Regions from separate parts of the Homo sapiens genome. Here region 2 is linked to region 1. The links are chromatin contacts, found by Hi-C in ENCODE. All regions are on one chromosome and are shown on one strand. The core of a region is the stretch at or near the end of the contact, and the rest is flanking DNA. Distances in the headings are between cores, read along the strand shown.

Region 1 (3,454 bases), core at 137-2,636:
GTGTTCACGTGTGTCTTCATAAATATTCATATTCCATATATATGTAAATATATAGTATACTTACTGAAAACCTTATTTAACATAAAAATTATTCTTCTAAATTTTAATGTAAGGATGTTATATTTAAAAATTAAACTGAATTTCTGATGACAGGGTATTAAGCTCTAAAATATATCTTATGACATTATTGCCCTTATGGCAAAAAAGAAAGAAAATATGCCCTCATTGCTGTTAAGGAAAGTATGTTCATTACCAGTGACTTCCCAGAAGAGAGTAACCATTTCTGATTTTGTTTTTCCTTTCCATTATAGTATCTAGTTAAAATGGTGCAAGTAATATATAAATTTGTTTCTGTTATAATCCTTGTGAATCATTTTAGATCTTTATTACGGTATAATTCTTTCATTTACTTTAAACAGAATGTTTAAATTGTCTTCAGCAGTGTCATTTCCAATAAACTGAAGAACTCCAATTCTAAAAATTTTAAAGAGTCAATTTCACTATTTTAAAAAGCCATACTCTCTGTCCTGCTTTCCCCCACATGGAAGACATGGAAAATCATTAGCAATGTTACTGTTTATTTGCAATCCTACAATTTTTTAGTGCATTCTACTTTACCTCAAAACTGAACCTCAGTTTTCAATCACTGAGTAATACATATGTAGAGAGATTCATTCTGTTGCTAAGGACATAATCCAATCAGTGTAATGATTTTTGAGAAAGAAGTAAGCTAGTTTTGTTTACATCTCACTTCCATAGAGCATAAAATAGCAGAGGACTTTCCGGGTAGATGAACACCCTGGAGGTACTAGAGTGGGATGCAGCAGGCAGGACAGGCTGGGTTCACCGCATAAAGAGAAAAGTCTGTCTTAATTTGTACTTTCCCCTCAGGCTTCAAATCCATTTAAAAAATGGACTGAAGCAATAACAAAAGGGATTTGCACCCCAATAAAATCACCCCTTTGAATGACAGCTTGGCTGCTTAGGGAAAATTTACCATAATTCAACTGATTCTATAATGAGGGAGAAGCAAATGTAAACTCAACTACCTGGACCCAGCCATTGAACTTAGATAATTATTTCCCAATCAAAAAAGAACATCCTGTTTTTCTTTGGCATGCTCTGGTGTCTGTTAGTTTTGCTTTTTATAGCTTTAGTTGAAATTTCATAATCACAGAGTTCAAATACAGAACACATTTGAGTCAGTTCTCTGGAACAATATCATTCCCTTAGAGCTCTCCTTTTTCAAAAGAAACAACAACAACAAAAATTCCCAGGCCTTTATTAGACTCTGTGCTTCCCCTGTTCCTGTGTATAAAACTCTCTGCTCTAAGGATCTATGCTATTAAAGCAAAGCCCGAGGCTAAATTCAACAGGGAAGTGAGTGGAAGGAGCAGGTGAGCTCACCTAGATTACCGGTTTAGCAAGTTTACTGGAGAATTTAAAGGGAAAAAAAAGTAGAAGGAAAAACACTTGGGATTCAGCAAAAGCCAAAATGAGTTAGGACCAAATCTGTTGTGAAGGGATGTGTATTTTTAAAGGAAATGTAGTCCATGTTTCTGACTCACTTACAATGACCTTATCAAAATGTCATGTAATGAAAGTTATTTAGGGTCCAATAATCCTTTTGAGCATCTAAATAGCATTTCAAAACATTTTTTTCTAGTTTGATTACAAATGAACTCAAATTCCAAAAATTCCATCAAGGTCAGTAAAATTCTCAAGAGTCATCATATTGAAACAGAATTTAAATGCTGCAATTTTTTCTTTCTATCCTGAGTCATTAAAATGGTTATGGGATGTTTAATTCAGTTGGAGACTTTGGATTGCATAATTATAGACAATCAAACGAAAATCAAGAAAAAGCTCCTAGGAATAGACTTTTTTAAGTGATTTTGCACATTTATTATTCATTGTAAAAAGCTTACCAAAAAGTCTTCTAACTTTCTTTCTCTACAACATAATAGTAGTTTCCTAATGTTTCCCTGGGAATTAGAAGGAGTTTGGCATAAGATACTCTAATGTTGTACTGAAGTCCTAAAGTTCACACATTTTCATGTTCTAGATCATTTATATTAGTCTGCTGAGAAACACAGAAGGTCAGAGATGGAGGTTATTGTGATAATTTAGTCCAAACCCTGAGCACTGAAATGGGAAATTGCAATTTTCTGCCCAAGGGGACATTAATATTTGGTGGCAGAACTAGTCTGTACTGACTAAAAGATTTCCCAAATACTTCCTAAACTACTGAACGCATAACTTTCTGTAACATGTTCTTTTTTTTTTTTTTTTTTTTTTGGTGAGATGGAGTCTTGCTCTGTCGCCTAGGCTGGAGTGCAGTGGGTGCAGTGACAATTGTGACACTGAAACCTCTGCCTTCCAGGTTCAAATGATTCTCTTACCTCAGCCTCCTGAGTAGCTGGGATTACAGGTGCCTGCCACCATGCCCGGCTTATTTTTGCATTTTTAATGGAGATGGGGTTTCACCATGTTGGTCAGGCTGGTCTCAAACTCCTGACCTCAGATGATCCACCCGCCTCGGCCTCCCAAAGTGCTGGGATTACAGGTGTGAGCCACCATGCCTGGCCTCATTTCTCTTTTTGAGGATTGTAAAAATCTGCTGACAGCATGGCCAATAATCTAGGGTGACTGTCTAGCCCACAACATGACTATGTCTTGCTTAGACTACTATAATTTTCTTACAACAGCTTCTTTGCCTCACTCCTGCTTCTCTGCAGTCTGTTGTCCACTCAGCAGTAAGAGTGACCCTATAGATCTTTTTATTCCCCTGTTTAAAACCACTCATCAACCATTAACTGGTTTTCCAACACATTTTGACTAAAGTCGTCATTCTGACCTGCAATATCTTGTAATGATCTAGATCTTGGTACATTAACTGATACCCTATCACTTTATCACTTGCTGACAGTGCTCTCATCATACTGCTCCTCTTCACGTTCCCAGAGTAACCAATCACATTTGAACTTGTGCTCCTTTTGCATGAAATAATATTCCCTCAGATATCCACATGACCCACTTTCATTCACATCTCTGCTCAATGTCACCTCCCCGGAGAGATGTTTCCTCTTTTTCCTACCTAAAAAACATTTCCTTACTCTCTCTGCCGTTGTTTTGTCTATTTTTTCTTTCTGGAACTCAACACTGTCTGATAGCATATCTACATCTTTTTTACTATTGGTGTATTATCTATCTTAGTTACTAAAATATGAATATATGAAGAAAGAGACATTTTCCCCTAGCACATTGAACAGATTTCTGGGAGAGACTGATGCTCTGATGGTATATGGTTCCAATCTCAACAACTCCATTATCATGTTTCTTTAGTTAGCTTTGTAAGTTTATTAACTTTCAAATTCTGTTACACAAAATATCTTGTGGCAATGTATGTATTAGTCATTATCAAAAAGAGCTACAGTTGCTCCTCAGATCTCTA
Region 2 (3,349 bases), core at 412-2,911, 460 kb before region 1:
ATGTACATGTTCTAAAGCACCCTTGAGCACTTAGAAACTCTGAACTTCCTGATCACCTTTTGCTAAGCGTATTCTACTTGAAGACCATCTCTTGGGAAACTTGGCCATGAGCCAGGAACTCTGACATGATTACTATGCTGAGGCCAAATAAAACTCTATAGTACTGCCCAGAACATATAGTGCATTCTAACCACAAAAGAGAGTTCAGACAAATCTCTACTAAGGGATATTCTACCAAATATCCAAGTATCTGAGCAGTAACCCTGAAAACTGTCAGTCATCAAAAACAAGGAACATCTGAGAAACTATCACAAACAAGACACAGGACACAGGACAACTAATTGTAATGTGGTATGCTGGTTGGGATTTTAGGACAGAAAAAGGACGTTAAGGAAAATTGAGCTGTTCCACAGGTGGCCTCCACACCTCCACTTGTGTTGCTGCCATATCCATAGTGATCCCTGAGAAGTTCCAGCATATTTTGCGAATACTCAACACCAACATCAATGGGCGGTGGAAAACAGCCTTTGCCATCACTGCCATTAAGGGTGTGGGTTGAAGATATGTTCACATGGTGTTGAGGAAAGCAGACATTGACATCACCAAGAGGGCAGGAGAACTCACTGAGGATGAGGTGGAACCTGTGATCACCATTATACAAAATCTACCCCAGTACAAGATCCCAGACTGGTCCTTAAACAGACAGAAGTATATAAAGGATGGAAAATATAGCCAGGTCCTGACCAATGGTCTGGAAAACAAGGTCTGTGAAGATCTGGAGTGACTGAAGAAGATTCAGGCCAATAGAGGGCTGTGCCACTTCTGGGGCCTTCATGTCTGAGGCAAGGACGCCAAGACCACTGGCTGCAGTGGCCCTGCTGTGGGTGTGTCCAAGAAGAAATTGGCATGTGGGCCTTGTCTGTTAATAAATAATTTATATGAAAAAAAACAGGAAAACCAAGGGAATCTAAAAAAGTAATCTAAAATGAACTTTAGTTAATAATGTTGTATCAATATTGGTTCAATAACTATGACAAATGTACTATTTTAATTTCAGTTGTTAATAGGGGAAACTGAGCATAGGATATACTGGAACTCTCTATACTGTCTTTGTAAGAATTCTTTAAATCTAAATTTATTTATTAAATATCTCTGTCATAAGTTCTAGTTAAGAAACTTCAATTTAAAATTTTTGACCACTGAAAATGGAAAGGTGGAACATTGTGCTTGGGGGATATATGTCCAAGATTTCAAAAATTCTGATAGCCAACAGATTTCAAATGATTGTTATTATTTTTCTTACTTATAAAGTGGCACAGTTGATCAAGATGACTTTTATTTACTGTGACTTTCTTACAGACCCCAAATGTTTGAAGACACAACTTCTGAAGACAAAATTTTTACACACACATAGAAAAAAAATTTGGTTTCCTATATATACATCTATACTAACAGAGCATATGCACGCTTGACATTGTATTTAGTTTCTTAAAACAATTATAACTTCACATACTGGGAGATGCATTCCCTAACCTCTAGGAGGAGCTCCTTGCCAGCAATCTCCCTATAAAACACACACACAAACACTCACTCACTCACTTACTTACTCATTCTCTCCAGCCTTCACTCAAAGGTAGATGGTCACAGAGTTAACATGAGTCAAAGCTAAGGAAACAAATCACCTTTTTTACTATGGGAAGAAGCTTCCAGTGAGGGAGTAGATAGGTTCATAGTTGTTAGGTACTCTTCAAAAAGAAGTGGCAAGTTTTGTAAGTTGAACACATGTAAGGGAGCCAGAACCATCTAATTTATGAACGTATGTCTGAGGAGAGGCCACAAAGAGTTTGCAACACAGGTCCTGTTGTAATGCATAGCGTGTATGTGCTTGTGATAGGACAACTTTATATTTCTCTCAGAACGTTTTGATGACAACAGGTAGTTCATCAAATATTTGGAGTCTTAGTCATCTCTATTTTCTTTCCATAACAGTCAAGGCTAATTATTTTCTATCCAGGAACAATTGTAATACAGAATACACCTTTACATTTTAAAAAAAAAGTTAATGTAGGTGTATGAACAGAAAAGGAGTTGTTATTCATCTGTCATTTTTATAAAACTTTCCATAGCCACATTCAACACCTAAGTATAGCATATAGTCTTATTATGCATTAATTTACTTAATATTTTTCAAAATGTAGTATGTTTACATGTAACACATTTATTATTTCTGTTTTAAATGTGAACAAATATTTTCAAAGTTTCTTAGTTTTCATATCTAATACGATCAATGTTCAGAGATATTGCCCACAAAAATAAAAGTATTTTGGTCCTGAATAACAAGAATATAAAGGGATTTGAACCAAATGTTTGAGAAACGCTGTTTGAGAAATACAAGATCTTGGTAACCTGGAGGCTTTAGGGGACAATCTGGAAAGCCTTGGAGCAGAGTCTGAATTGAGTCTGCTGATTGTTTACTCTTCAGAGATCCGAGGGTTAATGGACACCTTGGAGAAAGATTTATATTGGCCCCATAAATGTGTTCCATCTTGGTATGGCCCCAAGGATCTGAGGAGAAGCTGTATATTTGAACTGGGTCTTTTCAATCATCATTCGAAGCCTTACTGTTGATTTTTTTAAAGGTAATATGCAGAAAAGAGTGTTTGGAGTTATCAATTGCTCTATTTTATACACTCATGCAGGTGTGTGAGTGAAAGAGGGAAAAAATGTATGGAAGATTATGTGAAAAAAGAAAAGATTTATATACCTGAGGGTTTTGTTTTGCTTTTTTTTTTTTTTTTGGCACAGACTGCCTGAGAGAAGAGAGGGAAGGAAACGGGTGTGCCCATGAAAAAAACCTAATTTAAATAAAATTGTATTTGTCTACATGTATCTGTATTTATAGACAATTGTATTGGAAAACTGTTAAATCTTACTCTTCCAACTGATGGGGAGTCACTCTTTCAGGGGAAAAGAAAGTTGCAAAGGTGTGTGTATATCATATGATTCTACTTTAATAACAAAGAAAACAGTGGATATAATATATGTAAATATATATGCCTGTATATATATATATATTCATGAACAACAAAAAAGGATTGAAAGTGAGCATTTTAGGCTATTAGCATTGGTTATCTCAATGAGATGAGAAAGAGAAGTAGAGAAAGATAACTATCATGGCTTTTATGCATTTTGCAATACAGATGGTCCCTGACTTACTATGGTTCGACATACAATTGTTTAACTTTATGATGATGTGAAAGCAATACATATTTACTAGAAACCATACTTTGAATGTTGCTCTCTTCTCTGGCTAGCTGCAGGATACAGTCCCAGGATGCCGGGCAGCAGC

Evidence for each region. A loop is a pair of places that touch in the nucleus more often than their neighbours do. Pooled maps may share reads with other maps.
Region 2: a map of PC-9 shows a loop between it and region 1 (24-fold over the local background). The contact joins two enhancer-like sites. A Hi-C loop is called at or near these places in 2 of 168 maps with a recorded cell type or tissue (PC-9 and mammary epithelial cell) and 6 of 50 pooled maps.

Annotation. Positions count from the first base shown.
Region 1 is chr6:140,460,868-140,464,321 of GRCh38, reverse strand. No RefSeq gene overlaps it. Among named protein-coding and RNA genes, the nearest start is that of MIR4465, 220 kb to the left of the region's middle. Within about 2 kb of position 1,386, at least 9 of the 41 ENCODE cell types and tissues checked have a DNase peak (open chromatin) inside an H3K27ac peak, as active enhancers do.
Region 2 is chr6:140,920,008-140,923,356 of GRCh38, reverse strand. It overlaps the pseudogene RPS18P10. Among named protein-coding and RNA genes, the nearest start is that of MIR4465, 240 kb to the right of the region's middle. Within about 2 kb of position 1,661, at least 2 of the 41 ENCODE cell types and tissues checked have a DNase peak (open chromatin) inside an H3K27ac peak, as active enhancers do.